Linked DNA regions of Mus musculus: regions 2 and 3 are each linked to region 1. The links are chromatin loops, found by intact Hi-C in ENCODE. Cell type or tissue: left cerebral cortex. All regions are shown on one strand.

The links. Hi-C counts contacts between places; a loop is a spot of excess contacts. Peaks named below come from ENCODE experiments on the same cell type or tissue, not always from the same donor. Only the 100,000 strongest peaks of a DNase experiment are listed, where the experiment ranks them.
Region 2: a loop joins it to region 1, with 2.9 times the contacts of the local background. A loop is called at or near these places in 6 of 42 quality-filtered maps.
Region 3: it touches region 1 in a loop (2.9-fold over the local background); 2 of 42 quality-filtered maps call a loop at or near these places.

Annotation. Positions count from the first base shown.
Region 1 is chr7:28,598,130-28,606,129 of GRCm38, reverse strand. Pak4 (p21 (RAC1) activated kinase 4) reads left to right here and starts at 7,946. Exons shown (of 10, transcript NM_027470.3): 1 at 7,946-8,000. In left cerebral cortex, CTCF peaks have their summits at 2,164 (motif pointing left), 4,179 (motif pointing right), 4,892 (motif pointing right) and 7,801; DNase peaks (open chromatin) are centred at 4,216, 4,895 and 7,868; H3K4me3 peaks cover 471 bases; H3K27ac peaks cover 560 bases.
Region 2 is chr7:28,369,023-28,377,022 of GRCm38, reverse strand. It overlaps Plekhg2 (pleckstrin homology domain containing, family G (with RhoGef domain) member 2), which reads left to right and starts at 4,361. Exons shown (of 19, transcript NM_138752.2): 1 at 4,361-5,163; 2 at 5,778-5,908; 3 at 6,526-6,785; 4 at 6,862-6,962. The coding sequence starts at 5,800. It overlaps Zfp36 (zinc finger protein 36), which reads left to right. Exons shown (of 2, transcript NM_011756.4): 2 at 1-239. n-TIaat16 (a tRNA gene) reads right to left here and starts at 4,024; the gene lies at 3,930-4,024. In left cerebral cortex, CTCF peaks have their summits at 1,196, 3,616 (motif pointing left) and 4,610 (motif pointing left); DNase peaks (open chromatin) are centred at 1,306, 3,653, 4,136, 4,579 and 1 more place; H3K4me3 peaks cover 4,138 bases; H3K27ac peaks cover 3,689 bases.
Region 3 is chr7:28,390,062-28,398,061 of GRCm38, reverse strand. It overlaps Med29 (mediator complex subunit 29), which reads left to right and starts at 5,372. Exons shown (of 4, transcript NM_026042.3): 1 at 5,372-5,611; 2 at 6,914-6,972; 3 at 7,166-7,250. The coding sequence starts at 5,399. Paf1 (Paf1, RNA polymerase II complex component) reads right to left here and starts at 5,066. Exons shown (of 14, transcript NM_019458.3): 1 at 4,808-5,066; 2 at 4,364-4,393; 3 at 2,927-3,019; 4 at 2,523-2,644; 5 at 2,367-2,433; 6 at 2,190-2,291; 7 at 2,005-2,110; 8 at 1,860-1,928; 9 at 1,675-1,778; 10 at 1,336-1,452; 11 at 1,113-1,241. The coding sequence starts at 4,854. In left cerebral cortex, a CTCF peak has its summit at 3,997 (motif pointing left); a DNase peak (open chromatin) is centred at 5,225; H3K4me3 peaks cover 2,343 bases; H3K27ac peaks cover 1,066 bases.

The DNA of each region.
Region 1 (8,000 bases):
GGCGAAGTCATGTTGTGGAGGGCCAGCTCAAGGCTGTGGAGCCACAGAACTGCTGAGGTACCACAGGATGCCTCTGTGTAAGCTGTGGACCTGCCTGGCAGGGAAAGCCCACAGAGGGCAAAGGCCTGCAGGCAGGCAGCGCAAGGGGGCCGAGCCCAGCTTGCCACTTCCTGGGTGATGACTGCAGGCCATGGTCCTCTGTGAACCTCTGTTTCTTCATCTGTATGTAGAGGAGGAGCCTGTGGGAGGCAGCCTTGAATGGCATTAGAAGCTTATCGCTAACCTGTATTTTCTCTTCTCCTCCCCTCCCCTCCCATCTTGCTTTCCTTCCTTCCTTTCAACTCCATATCTGATTTCTTTTTCTATACCCAATCACTGACAAACACTCCAATTTCCTTTTTTTTTTTTTTTTGTCATGACAAGTGACATATCATCTCTTCCCTTCCCCACAGTCTAGCCTTGATCTAGTGATCTTCTTCCCCCAGCCTCTCCTGAGATGGAATTATAGGCATGAGCCATTATTCCTGGCTGCCCCTTTTTTATTTATTTTTATTTTATGTGTATGAATGTTTTTCTTATATGTATATCTGTGCGCTATGAGCATGCCTGGTGCCCATGGAGGCTAATTTCTTATCAGGGTATCAGATTCCTCCCTGAGACCAGAGTTACAGATAGTTATGAGCCACCCTGTGGGTGCTGGGAACCGAACCTGGGTCCTCTGCAAGAGCGGTCAGTGCTCTTAACTGTTGAGCCATCTTTCCAGCCTGCTAGCTGCCTTTTTATTTATTTTTATTTTTTATTATTTCAGTTTGCTGATACAAGGTCTGTGTATCTCAAGGTAACCTCAATCAAGTGCTGGCGTGTAGGGCCGTGCACCACACCACCATACCCCTCTCAGGACACATACATACTCACCATGTAGACGTATGTTTATCTGTTCTATGACAACTTTACAATTGGAACTCCAGGAACCACAGGGATTTCTTGGATTCTGTTGCTTCCCCAGCCCAGGCCACTGGTCCATAGTTAGGTGCCCAGTGCATACTGCTGGGTATCTGAAGAAGGGAACCAGAAGGGACACTTCCATGTTTAGCTCAGCCTGTCATTCCAGAGCCTCACACAGAACAGCGGGGCCTCTTCTCCAGGTGACTCTCAGAAAGGCCAACCACGGGAGCCACAGCCTGGTGAGAGGGAAACCCACACCCAGGAGGCCATGCTGCCATATCTGGTCCATGTGCCCTGCATGGAAGATCCTGAGGTTTAGGAAGGAATCGCTGAGCACGGAAATGTTATCATGGGTCTCAGGAGAGTTTGTGACCTGTTTTTTCCTGCTCGCTGAAACGAACATGGCCGCGTTACCATCTCTATTGTGCTTTCTTTTCATTTTTAAAAATAAGCTTTAACTTGGGAACTGGTTCTCGAAGAAAACTGGAAAGATAAAAGAGTTCCCACAGGACCCTCACGCCTGGCTTTCTTTTATGATTAAAATCTTATATGATAGTACATTTGTTTGTGGTTTTGTTGTTTGGTGGTTTGGGAGCCTCTTTGAAAAGTTTTGCTTTTTTTCTTCTGTGTATGAGTGTTTGGCCTGCGTGTGTGTCTGTGTACTACATACAAGCAGATCCCCTGGAACGTGAGCTATAGACAGTCGAAAAGTGCCGCTTGAGTGCTGGGACTTGAACCTAGGTCCTCTGGAGCCGCAGCCAGTGCTCGTAACCACTAAGCCAACTCTCCAGTGCTGGGTTATTGTTTGGTTTTTCTTTATCTCTGTGAAGAACGTGGTGGGGATTTTTATGGGGGTTGCATTGATTCTGAAGATTACTTTTTGTAATATATCCATTTTCCCAGCAGCAATGGTGCCAATCTGTGAACACGGAAGTCCCTGCAGCTCCTCACCCCTCCCTCATTTTCCTCCTTTAGTGTCTTTAAAGGTTTCTTTGTAAATAATTTTCACAGATTTACTCCTGTTTTGTTTGTTTGTTTTTCTGGAGGCCATTGTGAATAGGATTGTTTGCCTGATTTCTTTGTCGAAATGTTCATTATTAGGGCTGGAAAGATGGAACAGAGGACCTGAGTTCAATTCCCAGAACTCACATGGTGGCTTACTACCTCCTGTAACTCAAGTTTTGGGGCTTACATTGCCCTCTGCTGGCCTCCAGGGACTCCTGCACATACACGCATACACTTTTTTTAAAAAAAAGATTTATTTATTATTGTATCTAAGTACATTGTAGCTGTCTTCAGACACTCCAGAAGAGGGCATCAGATTTCATTAAGGATGGTTGTGAGCCACCATGTGGTTGCTGGGATTTGAACTCAGGACCTCTGGAAGAGCAGTCAGTGCTCTTAACTGCTGCACCATCTCTTCAGCCCATGCATACAGTTATTAGACTGTTCACCTTTAAAGCAGGGCAGCTAATTGTGTCTAGTTCCATCTCCACAGTAATATTAAGACGGATTAGTAAACAATGAGAGATATGGCTATGAATGTGTCTCTGTGTGTAAGTACTGTGAACCACTGAGCCTGCTCTCCAGCACCCGCCCTCTCCCCCTCTCTGTCCCTCTTCCCCGTGCCCTCGCGCCTTTATATTTTCTTTGTTTTTATGTTTACCTGTGTAAGTGAGTGCCAACTGTGTGAGCAAGTGCCAGAGGAGGTCAAAACAGGGCATCAGATTCCCAGGAGCAGGAGTTAACTGCAAGCAGCTAGACATAGGTGCTGGGAACCCAACTGGAGTCCTCTACAAGAACAATGTACGCTCATCTCTCCAGCCCCACGCAGGCCACTCCTACCCAGAAGCAACATTTGTATCTCTTCCCTTGGAAAGCATCAAGCTGCAGCTGACAAACCACCCTCCGTTATATCAGCCACAGTTCCCTTCCTCCCTTGGACCTCCTTCCCTGCAAGGCTGTGGCATAATGAGGTGAGGGGCACGAGCCCACCTGTACTCCACACCCCAACAGTTGATCTGATAACCAACGTGGCACCTAAGTGACCAATTTGAGCAACTGGTGTGGATGGGTACACTGGGTGGAGGGATGATCCCCATCGGATCGATTAGTGAATATAAGCAGAAAAAATGAAGCAGGGTGTGCTGACTCATGACTCCACTCATGAAGACAGAGGCAGGGGGATCATTGTGTTCTAGGCTGAGACTAGAGGGAGATTCCTGGTTTTGTTTCTCATGTAGCTCAGGCTGGCCATGAATTCGTGATATAGTTGGGGGTGGACTTGAACTTCTGATCCCTGTGCCTCCACTTTTTGGATGCTGGGATTACACAGAGGTGGCCCCGTGCCCTTGCTTGTGAGAGAATATTTCTATCGCTCAGATTCCCCTGCAGCAACCCCACTCCCATCAGCCTCTAGCATCAACTAATCTAATGTGGTCATTATCGATTAGATTTGCCTTTCCTACGATACTAGGAATGGAGCTATGCAGTACCGACCTTTAGAAAATGGCTTCTTTCAACCAGCCCAGTCTATTTGCTCCACAGGTCAGTCAGAGTACCAGCCCCTTCCTCACTGAGGGATTCTAGGTAGGGGCTACACCACTGAGCCATGCCCCCAACTCCTCACTGGGGATTCTAGGCAGGGGCTTTACCACTGGGCCACACACCCAGACCCTCACTGGGGGATTCTTCTTGGGGGCTCTACCCATCCCTAGTCCCCTCCCTGACAGACTCCAGGCAAACACCCTCCAGGTAAATTGCATCTTCATCTCTACATGTTCTTTTTATGGCCACGTGGGATTATTTGACAGCACAGAACTTTCTAGTCCTCATCATTTTATTTTATGTTTTTAAATTTTATTTATGTTATTTTTCCGGTGGTCGGGAGGGGACCAGAAGTGATTAGAAGTCTAGACATTTGAAATCAGAATGCCTGTGTGATTTGGGGATTATGTACGTTTTCTGTGCCTTAATTTTCACGCCTTTTGAATGGGAATATCAATAGTGCATATGGATTTTTGTGAGGACTTCAGTGATAACAGCCCTCCAAATCTTAGCTGAAATAACTTTGTCTTTCAAGCCACCATTTAGCAGTTCTTCATGACAGACTGCAGTAAGACAAGCCAACCTTCCCAGGCTCAAACAGCTTCTGCCGACACCAACAGCACCCTTTCTTAAGGGCCAAGAAATAAACACAAATTTTTCCTAGAGTCTGGTTGTTACCCAGGCCCTGAAGTTTGCTGTTCTAACACTAGGTGGCGGTCTAAGCCCTGATTTGTACCATTTGGGGAGTAAATGAACGGGGTGGGGGGGAGGTGTTCTTGGGAGGGGGTGCAGTCATTTGTAGCTCTCCACAGCCCCATAAATAACCCCTAATAAACGTGCGTGAGTCATTCCATTGGTTGTTGGCATGCACCATCCCTGCGTGGAGACAGATGTTAATTTTACATCTTCCTGGGAGAACCCTACTGCAAATTCTAAGGGAGTGTATGTTACATGGCCTGCCGCATTGCATACTCTGTCAATGTTGGCATTATCATTATTCAATGTGATTGGCTCACAGCGAGTGCTCAGTGTATATATTTATTGAGCCAGTGTGAGCATAGGTTTTGAAGTCAGACCTCGGTTTAAAATCTATTAAGGGGGCTGGGGAGATAGCTCAGCGTGTAAAGGCGCTTGCTCAATGGCCTGAATTCAATCCTGGGAATCACACAGAAGAAACAGAGAACATTTTCTTTGTCCCCCTCACTCTGGTACACAGTCATACACAGGCAAAACAAGCAAATATAAAGAAAGAGGAAAAACAACAAGAGTGTTTAAACACCGGTGAGAATACTTCGAATGCAGGCCAAAGTGTGAACAACAAGAGTGTTTAAACACCGGTGAGAATACAGGCCAAAGTGATGAATCCCTTGTATGATCTTGCGATGTGTGTCCCCGACCATAGGGAGGCAGCAGAGGGCAGCCGGTGAATGAACGAGCACCTAGAATTCTCCCAACTTTGGTCTCTAGGGTGAACTAGAAACCAATAATTCCACTTTAGCATAAAATTCCAGGTTCGTAAAAATGTTCAGAATAGCTGGGCATGGCGGGGCACGCATTTAATCCCAGCACTCGGGAGTCAGAGGCAGGTGGATTTCTAAGTTTGAGGCCTATCTGGTCTACAGAGCAAGTTCAAGAACAGCCAGGGCCACACAGAGAAACCTTGTCTTGGAAAAAAAAGAACCTAGGGAGAAAAGAAAGACAGGGGGGTGGGGAGGGGGAGAGGAGGGGGAGAGGAAGAGGGAGAGAGAAAGGGAGAGAGAGTATAGAGCACCCACTGCCTCTTGTAGCATCGTTGCTACAAGTGGTTTGTATCTCTAGGGAGGCAATGGCGGTCACCCCTGTCTTCCCAACACGAGGGATGTGGGAGCAGACAGATCATCAGCTGGAGGTCATCCTTGGCTACATCCTGAGTTCCAGGCATGAGCCTGGGCTGCATGAGACTTTGTCTAAAACAAAACCAAATACAAGCAAACAGTTCTTCAGGAGCTGAGAGTGTGCCTCACTTATTCAGAACCAGTCAAGATTCTCTTACAGTCCTGGGCTCAATCCCCAGCTCCCGACCCCACACTCAGAGTTTAGAAGATAAGGTGAACTCGCTCACATTTCCTCTAGCCCATCACTCGTGTATTCAAAGGAAACAATTATGTAGCTGCTTGGGCTTGTTTTTTTTATTTTTGTGGATGATGGTTTCTAAAAGCAAACTGTGTACCACAGCACAGGAGCTCAATGAGGAAAGTGTGGCTGAGCAAATTAGAGTCAATTAGTAGGATGGCTTCTTAGGCAGCCCCAAGATTAATCTTCTTGAAGAATATTTATTGACATCAAGAGTCACTGATGATGTATATAGTCTTAGTTTTAAAAGGTATTTTTCTGGGGCTGGAGAAATGGCTCCGTCCGTAAGAGCACTTGTTGCTTTTTCAGAGGCCCTCTTCTAGCCTCTGAGAACACACACACGCAGAGGGGTACACACACACACACACACACACACACACACACACAGAGGGATGGGGAATATTTCTTTAAACCTACTTATTTTTCTGGGGTGGGGAATAATTATTTATTTTATTTTTTATTCTTTGGTTTTTCGAGACAGGGTTTCTCTGTATAGCCCTGGCTGTCCTAGAACTCACTCTGTAGACCAGGCTGGCCTCGAACTCAGAAATCCGCCTGCCTCTGCCTCCTGAGTGCTGGGATTAAAGGCGTGCACCACCACTGCCCAGCGGGAATAATTTTTAAATTTATTTACTCTTCTTTCATACATTACTTCTCAACTGCAGTGTCCCATCCCTCCACTCCTTCCAGTTCTCCCCATAAATCGTTTTTTTAAGATATATATTTCAGACCATTCTTCCAGGCATGGTAAGGAGACACGTGCCTGTAATCCCAGTGCTAAAAGACTCTCTTAGTGCATCGGAGGCCTTGAGTTCAAGTGGACATAAGCTGAAGGGAGAGATAGGGATGATGGGGAGAAAAGAAGGCAAGCAGAGACCTGAACCGCAGCCCTTCATTCATTCTTGGTTTGCACATGTTAACAGAATGCCTGCGGTGTGCCTGGCAGTGTGCAGGTGAAGCACACAGGCAAGCATCATTTAAGTGAATCTTTGGAGGGTGGAATTACCTTTTAGTCAGCCACCCCTTTTATAAATATGTACTGAGCATTTACATACCAATAATATCAAGGCTCTGGCTACGAGCAAAAAGCATAGTTCAAGGTCAGCCTGGGCTACGTCCTGAGACCCTGTCTCACGAAACCAAAACCAGCCAGCCAAACACAAAACCACAGGCGGCAAAGGAAAGGAAGCTTTGCCAGAAGCTGGCAAAGGATTTAATAGCACAAGGTAGGACATTTTGCCCCTTAGAGAACATAATGTTTGAGGAAAAACCCAAAGGAACCCTGGGAGTCAGGAGGATGCTTAAAGAAGAGAATCTTCCAGACAGAAGAAAAAGCCCGTGAAAAGAACCAGAGAAAGCCTGTTTGGGAAAACCTGTAGCCTCAGTCTCCCAAGGGGCTCAGCTGGGGAAAGCATTTGCCTAGAATTCTCTAGGGCCGGGGACTTCCCTAGTACTACTGCTTGCCTGTCCTGTATAAAAGCCCTAAGTTCAGTGTCTGATACCCAAATAAACAAATAAAACCCTCAAAATCCTTGATGAGAAAGCATTTTTAAATTTTTCAGTAAGACCTAATGAACCCATAGGTGGAAGGGTGTATTAGTTTATGGGCTTTGTTTCCGCTGTGTTTTCCATTTTGATTAATTTAAAAACACTTAATTACACTTATCCCTCTATTTTATGTCTATGGCTCTCTTGTGGAGGCTACAGATCAACTCCTGGGAATCAGTTCTACCGTGTGGGTCCAGGAGATCAAACTTCAGGCTCGGCAACAAGCGCCTTCTATCCACTGATGCATCTCACACACTCGTGATTGACTGACTTAAAAAAAAAAAAACTTATTTAAAAGATTAAGATCAAATAGTGTCAGATTTCCAGATTCGGACAGAGCTTCATTCAAAACTTGCTTTCAGTAGTCATAAACCAACTAGCATCCTATTAGCTTGTTTACCTGTAAAATGGGTGTTACAACAACAGGGTTGTGTTAACAGTTTACAGCAGAACTAGTCGCGTGCTAACAAAGGCATAATAAGTGCTTAAGAACTGTTTCTGGCCTTTATGTTCTCGTATTCCACTTTACTTTTTTGGGAGCCCGTGGGACTCTGCCACGCGAAAGTCGTTATTTCCCCTTTAAGAGGCGGAGTGGGCGGGGAGTCAACGATCCCGCACCTTTTCAAAACTTCCCAATCTCTGCTCTTCATTCTCCACCTAGCGGTCTCCGATTGGGCCACTCGCACCAATCAGTGGTTTTAGGGAACCCTGCCCGGCTCGCTGCCCCGCCTCCGAGTAGGCCCCGCCCATCACCCGGTCAGCTCCGTTGCCATGGGGACTAGTGGGCGGCGAGGAGTAGGGGAGGCCCCGGATGTTCATTGGGGATTCAACATGGCGGCGGCAGTAGC
Region 2 (8,000 bases), 230 kb after region 1:
CCATTGCCAAATCCCTTCTCCCCCAACCAGTGGGCCCTTTATTTATGACGACTTTATTTATTGTATTAAGATTTTATAGTATTTATATATATTGGGTCGTCTACTCCGTTTTTCTTTTTGTAATGTTAAAACTGATACTGTATTAAGTATATGCTATAATATATTAATATATTGCTACCGTACAAGTCTATTTTTTGGGGGGGGTTGGAATTTTTAAATAAAATCTTGAGTGTGAACTGAGATGAAATTTGTCTTTTTCGCGGCTCACAGCCTTGTGATGGTGGGTAAACTGACCTCCAGACCTTTCCGTGAGCAGTGCTGCCTGGGGGCGCTTACCTGGCAGGAAGTGACGTTACCAGCCCGGGTGTTCACCTGAGGAGGCGTGGCGAGATGAGGTCACCCAGTAGGAACAAGGAGAGCTAGTTCTGGCGTAAGGGGTGCTCTGGTCCTGTCCCTCCGGCTCTTGACCCAGCTCGGGCAGGAACGGGATGTTTCCGTCCCCACAGGGCCAAGGAAGGAGGGCGGGGTGGGGCGGGGCGGCGAGGACGGAATGTGCGGGAAGGCGAGCCCAGGCGGCCAGGGTCAGGGGTCACCCAAAGCCGGGGGCCCTAGGGGACTCTGAACCCTGCGCAGACAGCTTGGGCGGACTTGATAGAGGACTTTTTTTAGTTTAACTTTTTTTTTAAATAAAGTCGACCCTAGCTCAAACTTATCTGAACTCTCAGCAACCTCCTGCTGGGATAACAAGCTCAGATCACCATGCCTGACTTGTAAATGTGTAGTGTTAGTCAAGAATCGGGTCTCTTCCACAAAGTGGGTCCCGGGATCTAACTAGGTCTTATGCCTTCGTGGCAAGCGCATTTACTTGCTGAGCCCTCTCACCCTTTATGGACTTTTTGTTTGTTTGTAGGGGAGGGCAGGGAAAAAGGGAAGACTGGGTATCCTTATGAACCCCGAGCAACTCCTGGCAATCCTCCAGCCTCAACCCTATGAATGTTTAGGATTATAGATATGAACCCTCCCGGTTTGGGACAGAGGCTTTAAAGACGTGTGAGAATTCTAGGCTCCATTTGGAATCTCCGGCCCCCCGCACCAGGCAACTTGGGAGTCTCCAGACACTTTAAGAGTCTTGGCCAGAATTCGAGCATCTGCAGACCCCGATCGGGCATTTCCGGAACTTCGTCTGGTTCGGCTCGCGGGGCGCAGGAGTAGGGCAGCCTCGTCGTCCGACCATACAAGGAAAAAGGACGCGACGGCAGCCAGCCTAGGCTGGGCGGGCCGCGCCCGGAAGCTGCCCGCGTCAGGGCCCGCGCCCCGCCCCTCTTCGTTTTCCTCCGCTTCTTCCCCTCCTCGCAGCCTCCTCCCTCTCCGCCCTCCTCTTTTCTTTCTTCTTCTCCCCATCTCCTCCCACCCACTGCTGTAGCTCCTCCCCGTTTCCCCTCTGTCTCTTAGCCCCTGAGACTTTTGTTCCGCTTGTTTTTGAAATGAGCTCCCACTGTAGCCCTCCCTGCTAGACCCTTTGCTTCCCTCCTAACTGTATACTCTTAACCTCACTCTTCCTCTCACCCTGCCTCTCTTTCACTCCATTCTGCTGACCTTTGATCTCCTCTCCCAGGAAACTGCCTCCCTTGTGAGACCGAGCTCGGGCCCTGGTATGTAGAACAGGGGTGGGTGAGGGAAACAAACTCAAAATTCCCCGAGGCACCCGGAAGGTAGAGGTAAGAAGCAAGCACTGGACATTGAGAGGAAGAAACGGAGGGACACTAGAAAACAGAAGCACACAGCTACTACCCTGGCACTGGTGCCTTTTAAAAAGTCTCTCGGGGGCTGGAGAGATGGCTCAGTGGTTAAGAGCACTGACTGCTCTTCCAGAGGTCCCGAGTTCAATTCCCAGTAACCACATGGTGGCTCACAACCACAGCAATGGGAATCTGATGTGTCTGAGGACAGTGACAGTATACTCATAAACAAAATAAAGAAAAAAAAGAATAATTAAAAAAAAAGTCTCTCGTTAGCCGGTCGTGGTGGCGCGCTTGGGAGGCAGAGGCAAGCAAATTTCTGAGTTCCAGGCCAGACTGAGTTCCAGGACTGCCAAGGCTACACAGAGAAACCCTGTCTCGAAAACTTAAAAAAAAAAAAAAAAGTCTCATGTTCCACGTGCACACACACACACACACACACACACACCACACACACACACACACTCACTCACTCACTCACTCACCATGGGCTGGGGGTGTAGCTAAGTACAGAGTGCCTGCTCAGCGTCTGCAAAACCCTGGTCTAGCCCGGCAGTAGTGACCTTTAATCCCAGCACTTGGGAGGCAGAGGCAGGCAGATTTCTGAGTTCGAGGCCAGCCTGGTCTATAGAGTGAGTTCCAGGACAGCCAGGGCTCAGGGCTATACAGAGAAACCCTGTCTCAAAAAACCAAGAACAAACAAACAAACAAAAAACCCACCACCAACAACAAAAAAATCCTGGTCTAAGTATATAACCTCTCCAGGTCCTGGACAGATGGCTGAGAGATTAAGAGAATGGGCTTGCTTCTCTTGCAAAGAACCCACATGACAGGTGACAACTCCAATTTCACAGGATCCAGAGTCCTCTCCTGGCCTCCTTGGACACTAGGAATGCTGTGACACCAGCCCCTTAGACCTGCTCCGGAGACACAGCCAAGACTACAGCTCACTCCAGCCTCCAGGGCCCTCTCATCGAAAGCCCACCTTACTAGTATCCAGTTCTAAAAGGACCTGTGTAGTAAGTTGCTCCCGGAAGCTTGTTAGAACACCAGAGGCAAATCACAAAGGTCAAAATCCTCACCACAGCCAACAGCCTGCATCTCCACACCCCCACCTCTTCTCACCTGCTCCACGAACACACCCATCTTCAGCCTTAGAGTGTTATCTGGAACATCTCTCTGGTGTTCCCATGGCTCCTTCCCCTCCTCCAGGTGTCTGTCTGTTCAAAGATCTCCCCTGGGGCCGGAGAGATGGATCAGCAGTTAAGAACACTGGCGGCTCTGACAGAGCACCTGGTTTGATTCCCTGCACCATAACCCTCTGAAACTGCAGTTCCAGGGGATCTGCCGCCCTCCTCCAGTCTCTTTGGACACCAAGCATGAACATGGTACACAGACACACTTGCAGGCCAAACACCCATACACATAAAATAAAAACAGTCCATCCATGACAGCTATGATAATCTGCATCCCACCCTACTTATCCATACTTATCAGTAGCTAATCTAACGATACAGTTACACTCCCAGATGGTGAGGGAGCCAGGAGTTTAGGCCAGTCTGGGTAACATAGGGAAAGTCAAATTTTAAAAAAAAGTACTTAATTCGTAGACTTTCAGTACTCAGTCTCCTTAGTAAAAAGTCAAGTCCTCAGAGACAGAGGATACAGTTCCTAGTGAGTGGTCAGTAAAAAAAAAAAAAAAAAAAAAAAAAATCTGTTCAGAAACCTGTAGAAGACAAATATCCATAAAGAGTGTGTTGTAAGCATCCATCCATCCCTGGGATCTGAGATTTGGATTTTATCTGACGCCCAGGCCATCTAATAAGAGACGTTATTGCCCTCTGGCGACCAGAATAGAAACTGCAACTTTGGGACTGTTCCACAGACCATTGCAAAAAATTCACAAAGAAATGTTCATTCTTCAAAAATTCTGTAGTTTCCGGGTACAGTGACGCACGTCTTTAATACCAGTACTAGGGAGGCAGAGGCAGAGGCAGAGGCAGTGGCAGGCGCTCTCTGTGAGTTCGAGGCCAGCCCGGTCTACATAATGACTTCCAGACCAGCCAGAGAGTTACATGGTGAGACCCTGTCTCAAACAAGCCAAAACATTTGATTGAAATTATAAAATGTGAAGACTTCTAAACTGATGAGAGAACACCAGAAAAGAGGTAGATGAGTTAAAAAAAGAAGTGCTCCAGGTGAGGATCGAACTCACAACCTCGGCATCGCTTACGCCTAGCACTGACATATAAGTACCGCGCGCTAACCGATTGCGCCACTGGAGCTCCGGCCGCACCCTCGCGCCACAAAGTCCTTCAGTCAGTTGTAGTCGCAGGACTTTGTTGAACGGCTCGGCCCAACATTGCATATGCAAATATAAAGCCCGCCGATCGACCAATAAGAACAAGAGTGTGAGACTATTCCAGATTCTCACGCCTCCTGGGCCCTTGCTGTAAAAGGTAAAAAGTCCTCCCGGCTCTAGGCTCTTGGAATGTGGGCGGTGACTCGCCGTTGGAACCGCTTGCTTGCAATTATTCAGAGTAGGGGGCGGGGATTTTAAAAGCCTTTACGGGAGGGCGTGCCGGAAGGCGGCCCCTCCCCCCAGCAGGCGGGAACAGGATGTGAGCCGCGGCGGCGGCAAAGGGGAGGAGAAGCCTTGGGCGGCCGCCCCCCGCCCCACATCTGGGACCCGACTCTCCCCGCCCCAGATGCGGCGTTGCCGCTGCCCCCAGAGCCCCAGGACACTCATCCCGGAGCCCGAGGCGTTCATAGTCTTGGGCCCAGGCGTCCGGGAACTCTGTCCCGCGTTTTAAGAGACCCGCAAGTCCCGGCTCCCGCAGAGGGGCCGGGACCTCTGATGTCCAGCGCCCCCTCCTGGAGGAGCCCGGGGCTCGGGAAGTCAGCCCCGAGGCTGGAGGCCCGTCCCGTACCCGGCTTCGAAGACCGTAGGATCTGTGGCCGTGCATCCTTCCCACGGGGTCCCAACTCTGAGTCCAAGACCCCCTCCTGGAGCCACTTGGGGACAGGACCTCGCGCCTCGACTTAGGGCTGCAGCATCCATCACCTCCAGGAGACCGAGGAGTTAGCCAGTCCTTGCGGTCCCTCCCGGAGGTGACTTCACTCCTGCCCCTCGGGTTCTGGAAACTCTGGAATCCCGGTGCTCCCGACAACACACAGCCCTACCTAGAAGACTGAGGAGTTTGGGTCCCCAGCGCCCTGGTCTGAGACTCGAGTAGAGGGTTGCAGCATCTTCTATTTAGAACACCGAGACTTCGGACTCCGGATCCCAACTCTCCCCGGATTCTGGAGTCCGAGAACCCCAAGTTCACGACCTTAAGTCTGGGTTGTGAGCCTCCCCAGGGATCGCGCGTTACGGTCCAGACGCGCGGGACTCCCGACCCCAAGGCCCGTGGCTCCCCGGGAGGTGAGGGGAGCGAGGGGCCCGGGGCTGGGGGAGGGGGCGGCGCCGAAGCGGAACAATGAGGGGGCGTGCCGGCGGGGGGTAGCGGAGGCGCCGGCTGGAGTTGGGGGCTGCAACTGCACAGGGGAGAATCCAACGGTGGGGACCGCGGTTGGGGCGCCGAGGGACCGACTGGAGCTGGGTGGAGGACTCGGGGCCAGCGCCCCAGTACGCCGTCTTGGGCGGGGTAAGGAACAGTCTGTAGGACCCTGGCATCCGGTCCCCCAGCCTCCGCCCTCCCCTGGGACCCCGCGGCCTCTCCCGCCCACGGTTTTTCCCAGCCCTGCCCCTCGCCCTCAGCTTCAGCCTGAGCCTGAGAGTTCCCAGGATCCCTGAGCCTTGGGAGGGGGGCCCCCAGACAGATGGGACTTGCAGACTCAGGCACTTTTGCTGTCTTCGTTCTTTGTCTCAACCTTTTTCCATCTTTGGCTTGTATTCTCAGCCCCTTCTTCCTGTCACTTTGTATCTTCTTGGGGCCCCTCCTTGAGTTTAGATCAGCTTCCAGCACCCTATCTGTGAGTAGGAGCGGCCGAGAGACCGGTGAAGTCTAGTTCCCAAGAAGTGGGTCTCTTCTGTAGGTCGGAGTTGTGCCACTCAATCATGCCCGAGGGAGCCCGGGGATTGAGCCTGCCCAAACCCAGCCTTAGGCTCGGGTGTGGCCACCAAGGTGAAGTTTGCGACTGCGCAGCAGTGAGTGACACTCCAACAGGTGAGCAGCCCAGACAGGTGGAGCCTGTGGGCATTTGTCCCTTCCTTCAGGACAATGAGCATCCCTCTATAGCTGGCCTAGTGCTGAGCATGGCCAACATAGCCCAGCCCTGTCACCACGGAGGAGACTGCTAAGCTGAGAATTCAGGAGAAAGGAGTTGGACTCAAAGAAGAATTCTGCATGCAGGGAGCAGTATGTGCAGAGGCTCACAGCTGCACCTTTAAGTAACTGGACAAAGTTGAGTGTGAAGAGGTGGGGGGCTGTTGAGAGCTGAGTGGTGGAAAGGGAACTGGGTGAAGGGTTCTACCATGGCTGCATTAGATGGGGCCCCGTGCGTGTGAGGAATTTGGACTTGAACATAAAGGGCCTGTGCTTATGTGAGTGACAAGGTCAGTTGGGCAGATTCACAACGATAGGTGTGGTTGATGGAAGATGTGAATAAAAGCACTGGAGGTTTAGGTCCCAGAGAGGAAGGAGCATTGATAGGTACTGAATCAGACTGGAGAAGTAGAGGAGTGGAGCAGAGACCTGTGGGGACTGTCACCTGAGTGTGGGTGACCATGGGGACCGTAAGACCGTGTGTCTGGGAAGCCCTGACCACTTGCTCCCTACCTCAGCAGCGCAGGCAGCCACCACCATGGCTTCTCCAAGGGGTTCTGGCAGCTCCACTTCGTTGAGCACTGTGGGCTCCGAGGGGGACCCATCTCCAGCCTGCTCAGCCTCCAGGCCAGAGCCCCTACCGGAGCCCCCCATACGCCTGCACCTGTTGCCTGTGGGAATCCAGGGTTCGGTGAAACCCTCCAGGCTGGAACGAGTGGCCAGGGAGATTGTGGAGACAGAGCGGGCGTATGTTCGCGACCTTCGCAGCATCGTGGAGGTGAGGTGGGCAGGTACCTGAAGACAGTGGGGACCCAAGCCAGGCCCTCGGCTTCTGTAACCAGTCATCCCCACAGGACTACCTAGGCCCTCTGATGGATGGCAGGGCCCTGGGGCTGAACATGGAGCAGGTGGGCACACTGTTTGCCAACATCGAGGACATCTATGAGTTTAGCAGGTGAGGGACAGGAAGGGGACCACAAGGGGACTGGCTGCTGTGGCAGGGGAGGGGCTGTGGCCTAACACTAGCCTGAGTGCCTCTTAGTCAGTGGCCTTGTGTGGGCTGGCATGGGAAGTGTGGTGACATGATGGGGACAGTGAGGACCTAGCGTGGGAAGAAGTATAGAACCATACAGATGCCATGTTGGGCTCTCAGACCTCCAGTCTGAATGTCCAGTCCCAAATTACTACTGCACTTCTGTGAGCCTAGGACACCCTGAGCTCTGGACAAACCTAGTTGGTTGTTTGCCCTAGTGAAGAAGACACTGGGGCCCAAGTGTAGCATCTCAGAATCCCAAGAGAAGCTCTTTTAGGGGGAATGGAGCTGTCAAGACATGGTCTTTCTGTGTAGCCCTGGCTGCCCTAGAACTCACTCTGTGCACCAGGCTGGCCTCAGACTCAAGAGATCTGCCTGCCTCTGCTTTCTGTTATGCTGGGATTAAAGGTGTGCGCCACCAACCACCCAGTAAAAGAGAAGCTTTTTAAATTTGTCTTATTATTTGAGACAAACAGAGCCTCTCCTAACAAGGCTTGGAGTTTGCTCGGTGGATGAAGATACAGAGCTCATTATCCTGCCCTCACTTCTCCAGTGCTGGAATTACGGGCATGTACGACCACACCTAGGGTCTCCTGGTGTGGTTCAAGCTGGCCTCAAAATTGAGATCCTCCTGCCTCAGCGTCCAGAGCTATGTCTTCAGCTCTTCTCTGTTGTTGTTGTTGTTGTTGCTGTTGCTGCTGCTGCTGCTGCTGCTGCTGCTGCTGCTGCTTTAAGACCAGAATCTCACTAAGTAGCCCACAGTGATCTTGAACTCTCTGTCCCCCTTCCTTGCCTCCCAAATAGCTGAGATCACAGGATAGTGCCACCACTCCCTGGCTTACAACACATTCTAAGCTGCCTAAGTTAGTTGGGCATTACCAACACCCCCTTTCCCAGGGCTGTGGTGTCACTCCCTAGGTCACGACATGCCAGCCATGCCAGGGTTATCAGGCTGAATAG
Region 3 (8,000 bases), 210 kb after region 1:
TGGATTTTAAATAGAAGAGCAGTGGACTTGCAGCTGTATTGTAGTACTCACTAAAGGTGATGCCACTGCCTGTTTTCACATCTCCAGCCAGACAACAGGATCAGAGCCATATTGAACCACTGGCACTAGGACAAGTTAGCTTTCAGCCCTCAGAGAAAGGTTCTGAGGTCACACAACAAGGGCACACTTTTGAAGTTGTGTCAAGTATTTAAAACCTGCTGAAGGGTATAGGAGATGGTTCTGTTGGTAAAGTGTCATGGTGGAACAGGAAAGAATAACTCTTGCCCCAAGTTATCCTCTAACATCCAAGTGCATGCCAGGTCATGCATATGACTATATACATATGCATACATGCACACAAAATAAAAGCAACAAAGGAAAACTGATTGCAACCTCTGGCTCCAGTATGTGCACGCATGAACATAAACATGTCACATACAAAAAGCTTATTAAAACTGTTGAGACGGGCTGGTAAGATGGCTCAGTGGGTAAGAGCACCCGACTGCTCTTCCGAAGGTCCAGAGTTCAAATCCCAGCAACCACATGGTGGCTCACAACCATCCGCAACAAGATCTGACTCCCTCTTCTGGAGTGTCTGAGGACAGCTACAGTGTACTTACATATATTAATAAAATAAATCTTTTAAAAAAAAAAAAAAACTGTTGAGACTAGGAATGTATCATACAGGAGGGCACTTGCCTATCATGTGTGAGAAAAATGACTAGATTTATATCCTGCATTATGTGAAAATTTTCTTTCTGGTTTATGGCATTAAGACCACAGCCAGGTCCAGCCTACATTTATAAGCAGGCTCCTGCTGCTCTCTTTTTTTTTTTTTTTTTTTTTTTTTAGATTTATTTATTTATTTATTATATGTAAGTACGCTGTAGCTGTCCTAGCATGGTCTTTAAAGGGGGGAGAGGGGGGCGTGGTAGTGCATACCTTTAATCCCAGCACTTGGGAGGCAGAGGCAGGCGGATCTCTGAGTTCGAAGCCAGCCTGGTCTACAAAGTGAGTTCCAGGACAGCCAGGGCTACACAAAGAAACCCTGTCTCAAAAAAAAGGGGGGGGGGGACCACAAAGGGCCAAAGTCATGAAACAGTGCCGAGTACCTGGTCTCCAGCTCATTGTAGTAAACTCCGTCACCCTCTCTGAAGATGAAGAAATAGTTCTCCTCATAGCCCTTACTGGCCTTGTTCTTCACATTCCAGTTGTATTCCCGAGCAATCTTATAGTCATACCTGGGAAGAAGATACACAGCCCATTGATTCATGAGGAGGAGACATACTTCTGAATTCTAAAACCTGACCCTGACCCTAACCCTAACCCACTTACACATCATCTGGTGCATAGTCCATCTCTTCCTCTTGGTCCCGCTTTCGTTTCTTTAGTGTTTCTTCCACAGGCAGAAAATAAGCCACAAACTGGTTCCCTTCCTCATCCATCATGCCCCTGGTTTGGGGGAGAAGAGGGTACAAAGGTCAAAAGCAAAGAAGTAACAAAGCTAGGTGTGGTGACACATGCCTATACATTCAACATTCCAGAGATTGAGGCAGGAGGAATGCAAGGAGCCTAGAGGTCAGCCAGGACAACAGGATCATAACCCATCTCAAAAATACTCAAACATGGGAGAGGCAGCAAGGAGCACACAAGGTAGAAAGCAAGACCACAGACCTGATCATGGCCTGAGACATCATCTCTAATGCAGCTGCACCACTTGTGTCCTTGGGGGCTGGGTCTGAGTCAAAAATGACCTGAGCACATGGGTTTATCCACATCTGGGAAATAGAAAGATACTAAAGTTAGTAAGGACTGGACAGGCACAAGTAGCAACCCCCGCCTCTTTCCCTGAGTCTGACCTTAAAATCTGGGAAGACAGGCATGACCTCCACTGGTGTCACTCGGGGCTTGCTGTAATGCTGGGAGATCTGATAGAACAAAAAGGGTGAGAAAGAGGAAGACCCTGAGCCACACTCTTGCCTCTATTCTATTCCCCCCAATTACCGATTTCTGGGCATCTTCAAAAGTCTTTTCAATGGCTGTGATTTGGCTGTCCCTGTCTTTGTATATTTCTTCCTCTGTGAACTGCTGTTTCACAGAAACCCCAATCCTAGCAGTGAAGAAAATGTCATTAAGGGCCTCTGGACATTGCTAAAGTCTTGCCCCCTTCCCACCTGTTTGTTACTTACTTGACTTCAGGCTTCTCATTGGAGATGCCATATCTGTTGAACTCAGTGGAGATATACTCTGTCTTACGCATCCACGGTACCACCTTTGCATGCTGCTGGGATCTGAAGAGGAAAACCAGGCACCTCAGGGTCCCATGCTTGACAAAGTCCACCCAGTACCTGTGGGACCCACCTCACCTCTTAGAGCTGGTGGGAGCCTGAATCTCCTCTTCTAGAAGCTTCTCATCAGCCGGATCCAGAAGAACTAGGGGGTAAGGGGCAGGAGGACCATGAGGGATACCCAGGCCTGGCCTTTGCTGGCCTGGAACAGACCCTCCCTGTCTCCCCACACACCATTGGGATCAATGCGGTAGGTGTCAGGGTTGATGAGATCAATGGTGACCCCCAGATCTGGCTCAGTCAGGAGGTCATGTTTGTGCTGTTTCTCCAAGGAGGTTGCTTTGTACTGAACAAACCTAGAAGGGAAAACATGACTGTTACAGTTTTATGATCCACCCTCACGCCCCAACATGCTCCCTTCCTAGAAGCTAAGCTTCTATGGAGAGGAACTCTGAATGCAAGCGTCCAGCATTGGCAACTTCTGAGTAAGAAGGGTATTGCATACTGCTTTCTCTATTAGTAGTTACTGAGCACCTCCTATGTGCCAGTCCGAGGAAGGTTGAGGCAATGAAATAAGCAGTCCTTGCCATCAATGAACTATTTTTTAGTAGTTTTTCCATTCTTGAATTCAGTCCTACCTGTTCTGGTCGAAGGGGTAGGTGATGAACTTGGGGTCAAATGGGATGTCAGGAAGGCTATTGCAGTACTTGACTCGGCAGACTACTCCAGACCTAAGAAAACAGAGGCCCAGAACTAGGTCTTGCAGACCTATAGAAATAACTTCAGCAGTTAAGAGGGAGTATTTATTCTGCAGAGGACCCAAGTTTGGTTCCTAGCACCCACATCAGGCTGCTGACAACCACCTGTAACAAGGGGAACCTGACACCTGTGACCTCTGTAGGCAGCTACACAAACATGTACATACTTACACATCTAATTAAAAATATAAATGGCTTAAGTTGGTGGCACAGGCCTTTAATCCCTGCACTTGGGAGACAGGCAAATCACTTGAGAGTTTAAGCTAGTGATGGTTTACATAGTGAGTTCCAGACCAGTCAGTGATACAAAGTGAAACTCTTGTCTCAAAAGAATTAATAGTACCCACACTTTAATACCAGCCTTGGGGAGGCAGAGGCAGTGGATCTCTGAGTTTGAAGCCAGTCTGCTCTACAGAGTGAGCGAGTGAGTTCCAGGACAGCCAGAGCTACACAGAGAAACTCGGTCTTGAAAAAAGAAAGAGTAGTAGTAACAATTTTAAAAAACAGGCTCGAAGAGCTGGTGAGATGGCTCAGCGGTTAAGAGCACTGACTGCTCTTCTGAAGGTCCTGAGTTCAAATCCCAACAACCACCTGGTGGCTCACAACCACCCGTAATGAGATCTGACGCCCTTTTCTGTTGTGTCTGAAGACAGCTACAGTGTACTTATATATAATAATAAATAAATCTTTAAAAAAAAAAAAAGCGCACTGATTGCGGCTTCCAAAGGTCCTGAGTTCAAATCCCAGCAACCACATCGTTGCTCACAACCATCCATAACAAGATGTGACCCCCTCTTCTGGGGTGTCTGAAAACAGCTACAGTGTACTCACATATAATAAATCTTTAAAAAACAAACGGGCTGGAGAGATGGCTCAGCAGTTAAGGTCCTGAGTTCAAATCCCAGCAACCACATGGTGGCTCACAACCATCTGCAATGAAATCTGATGCCCTCTTCTGGGGTGTCTGAAGACTGCTACAGTGTACTTACATACAAACAAACCCTGCCTCAAGCTGACAAGATACCTCAGCAGGTGAAAGTGCCTGCTGTCCAGCCTAAGGAAATGTCTTTAGACTGCCACTCAGAGCTAAGGTGTGTACAATTTAAACACACACACACACACACACACACACACACACACACAACCCTAGGCCTGTGCTGCTGGGCACATAAGGCTGCAATCCCGGCACCCATGAGACTGGGGCACAAAGACCAGTCTGGGCCACTTTATGAGATTCTCCAAAGCACAAAAAAGGCCCCCTAACCGCCTCCCCTGTTCGTGTTCCACCCCTCCTGGAAAACGGAGCTGGGAGCTTACCTCTCAGGCAAGGTCCGGTGGGAATTGGGCCTGGTTTCGGGGAGAAGAGAGAGAGAGAGAGAGAGAGAGAGAGAGAGAGATGTCAAGAGTTGGCCATGTGAGTGGAAAGGCCGGCCCCCGAATTTCTGAAGGAGTGATGGTGATGATGGTGATAAAGCATGAAGCCAGATGCTCAATCCCCTGAGGAGAGCAATCCAGAAGCTTCACTGAAGGAGACTGAGGTCTGACTCCCTCCCGCAAGGTGCAATTCCGAAATTGAATAGCAGGGGACCAGGAAGCGACCGCAGAGCCCAGGGGGGACCGCCCCTTCATCGGGGGTGAGCGCTGCGCGACCTCGGGGGCCGACCTGAGGGAATCAGTGATGTCGCAAGCAGCCCCCCTCGGCCTAGTCCCCAGCTTGCAGCTCACAAAACAAAATGAAGCGGCAGGTGACAGGAGACCTACCTGTGGCCATCTTCCCTCTGGGCCTGGGTCTGGATGGTGGGCGCCATCGCGACCAGGCGACGGCGGCGCGGTAGGCGTCCTCGCTGGCCGCAGGCGGACGCTGAGTGGCGTACCGACTTTGAGAGACGCCGGATCCAAGGACAGGCTCCCGTAGACGCCGGGCTCCGCGGGGAAAGGGGATGAAGTGGGCCGACGAGAAGGGCTCGGGTGTGACTGAAGTAAGAGCACAGACAGCGTCGGACACAGACTTGCAGCTCCCGCTCCGACTGCTACCAAGACGCAGAAGACTAGACAGGTCGCTCCTGGCCGCAAGGCCTTCAGGGAAATAGAGTTTGGTCAGTCCTTCACAGTGATTGGCGAGCTGTGGGTGAAGGGGCGGAGCCGTGGGGGAACTCCTCTTATGATTGGCGAAAAGATATTCCACTCATGGCCTCGGATTTGGGAGGGCGGAGAAAAATGCATATCCTCTTCTCCCATTGGCTAATCTGTCGGTAAGGCATGGCTAACTAGGAGGTCAGCCAACTGAAAAAGCTGAGGAGCTACCGGAGCAGACGCATTTATGACGCATTTCCGGCGTTCTAGCGGAGGAAAATGGCTGCGCCCCAGCCACAGGCTGCAGCGGTTTCCTCTGCGTCTGGTGTGTCAGGCCCGGGTTCTGCCGGGGGTCCGGGTCCCCAGCAACAGCCACAACCGACCCAGTTGGTGGGTTCTGCCCAGAGCGGGCTCCTGCAGCAGCAGCAGCAGGACTTCGATCCTGTGCAGCGCTACAAGATGCTCATCCCGCAACTGAAGGAGAGTCTCCAGGTGATGGGCCCTGCGCGGGGAGCAAGAGGGGCTGGCTGGCGGGCGGGCGGGCTCCGGGGACGAGCGCCGAGGGGCTGTTTGTTGAAGGAGAGATCGTAGGTCGGGAAGAGAAGACAGACTAGCTGTGTTGTGTTTGTGTCTAACCAAAGTGAAGCTCCGGTCAGCTGTAGTGGTGGCGCGTTCTTAATCCCCGTGCTGGGACAGCAGAGGGGGACGGATCTGAGCTCGAGGCCAGTCTGGTCTATAGAGTTCCAGGCCGACCAGGGTCTACATAGTGAAACCCTGTGGAGAGAAAGGAGATGAGGATGAATGACAATTTTTGTTTGTTTGTTTTTTTTTGTTTTTCGAGACAGGGTTTCTTTGTATAGCCCTGGCTGTCCTGGAACTCACTCTGTAGACCAGGCTGGCCTCGAACTCAGAAATCCGCCTGCCTGTGCCTCCCAAGTGCTGAGATTAAAGGCGTGCGCTACCATGCCCAGCATGAATGACAATTTTAACTGTGTATGGTAGTGCAAGCCTTTAATTCCTGCCTTCTGGAGGCAAAGGAAGGTAAATCTTTTGAGTTCCAAGACAGCCTTGGCTACACAGAGAAACCCTGTCCCAAAAAACTAGATGGAAGTGGGGGAGGCAGGAGGAGAAGAGTAAAAAGAGAAACCGTTCTGGTTAAGTTCCGTGCAGAAGTACGGCCTAAGTGTCATTTCAGTCCATGATGACTAGATAAAGGGTATGTCCAGGAAGCTATTAGTGGTAATTCCAAACGAGAGCAGGTTACTGAAAAATTACAGGGAGATTGGGGGCTAGAGAGTTGCCTCAGCAGTTAAGAGCACTAACTGCTTTTCCTAGTGGTCCTGAGTTCAAATCTCAGCAACCACATGGTGGCTCATAACCATCTGTAATGAGATCTGATGCCCTCTTCTGGTGTGTCTGAAGACAGCTACAGTGTACTCTTATAAGAATAAAGTCCTTTAGAAAGGCCGGGCGCGGTGGTACACGCCTTTAATCCCAGCACCTGGGAGGCAGAGGCAGGCGGATTTCTGAGTTTGAGGTGAGTTCCAGGACAGTCAGGGCTACCCAGAAAAACCCTGCCTCAAAAAACAAACAAACAAAAAAAGGAACGAAGGAGGGAGGGATGGAGGCGGGGGAAGACTGCTATGGGGGTGGTAGTGAGCTTTAGTCTCTAGCATCAGGATGGAGGTGTAAGCGGAAAAGGCCTGTGACTCTCAACACAGAGTTATCCTGTTTGTGCACATTCATCTCCTGTATCTTACTTCTCTCTCTCTCTCTGTGTCCTTTTAAAACTAGACTTTGATGAAGGTTGCAGCCCAGAATCTGATTCAGAACACTAACATTGACAATGGACAGTAAGTGGACTTCTGTCTTCTCTGCCTCAACCATAGAAACCCCTCCCCTGCTGCCCCACCCCCTCCTTTTTAAGCCCTACCTGGATTCCCCTGGGCCTGGCTTTAGGATTTGGGTGGTCACTTGATTATCTACATACAGATGTTTCAACTTGGAAGTCACTTCCCTCCTCACACTGTTTCTCTCTGGCCGTAGGAAGAGCAGTGACGCACCCTTGCAGCGCTTTGACAAGTGTTTGGAGGAGTTTTACGCACTCTGTGATCAGCTGGAACTCTGCTTGGTGAGGAGCTCCCTAGAGCCATTGTGACTAAGCTCTGCTTAGTTCACCATAAGAACAGTTTGAGATAGTATCACTTAGTAGCCAGGTTCTCCCAGCACTAGGTCTATAGACCAAGCAGGCCTGGTTGTACTAAGATCACAGACATGCACCCCCATGCCCAGCTTCAGCCAGCGGTCACTTCCTCTGTGCTAGACATGCGCTTCAGTTGAAGCTGGGGGCGAAATCTATCCTGATTGTCACCCTCACAGAGCTGCTAGTTCAGTGGAATGACAAATACAAGACCAAAGATGGACAGCTCAGAGTGGTCAAGGCTGTGATGACACAGCCTGGATCAGAGTGGTCAAGCTCTGTGGGGTGAGGAAGCCCAGGGGCATGTGAGAGAGTGACTCACAGAAGGTTGCTGGTGGAACATGGAATTCCACCTGACAATCTGGCCAGAAGGGCAACAAGGACAGGGCCTGAGAGGAGGGTATGGGGACCTATGCTTCCTTACTAGGGACTGATATGAGTTTAAGGCTTCAGCTCTTGGGGGTAGGGCAAAACTGAGGAGACCTGAATGAGCAGACCGAGAAGCAGACGTGATAAAGCCTAGGCCAGGACTGTGAGAGATGTGGGCAGTAACACCTAGGCTGTAGTGTGATTGGAAAGGTTTTATTCCTAACACCCACATTAAAAAGGTGGGCATGGCCGGGTGGTGGTGGTGCACACCTTTAATCCCAGCACTTGGGAGGCAGAGGCAGGCCGATTTTG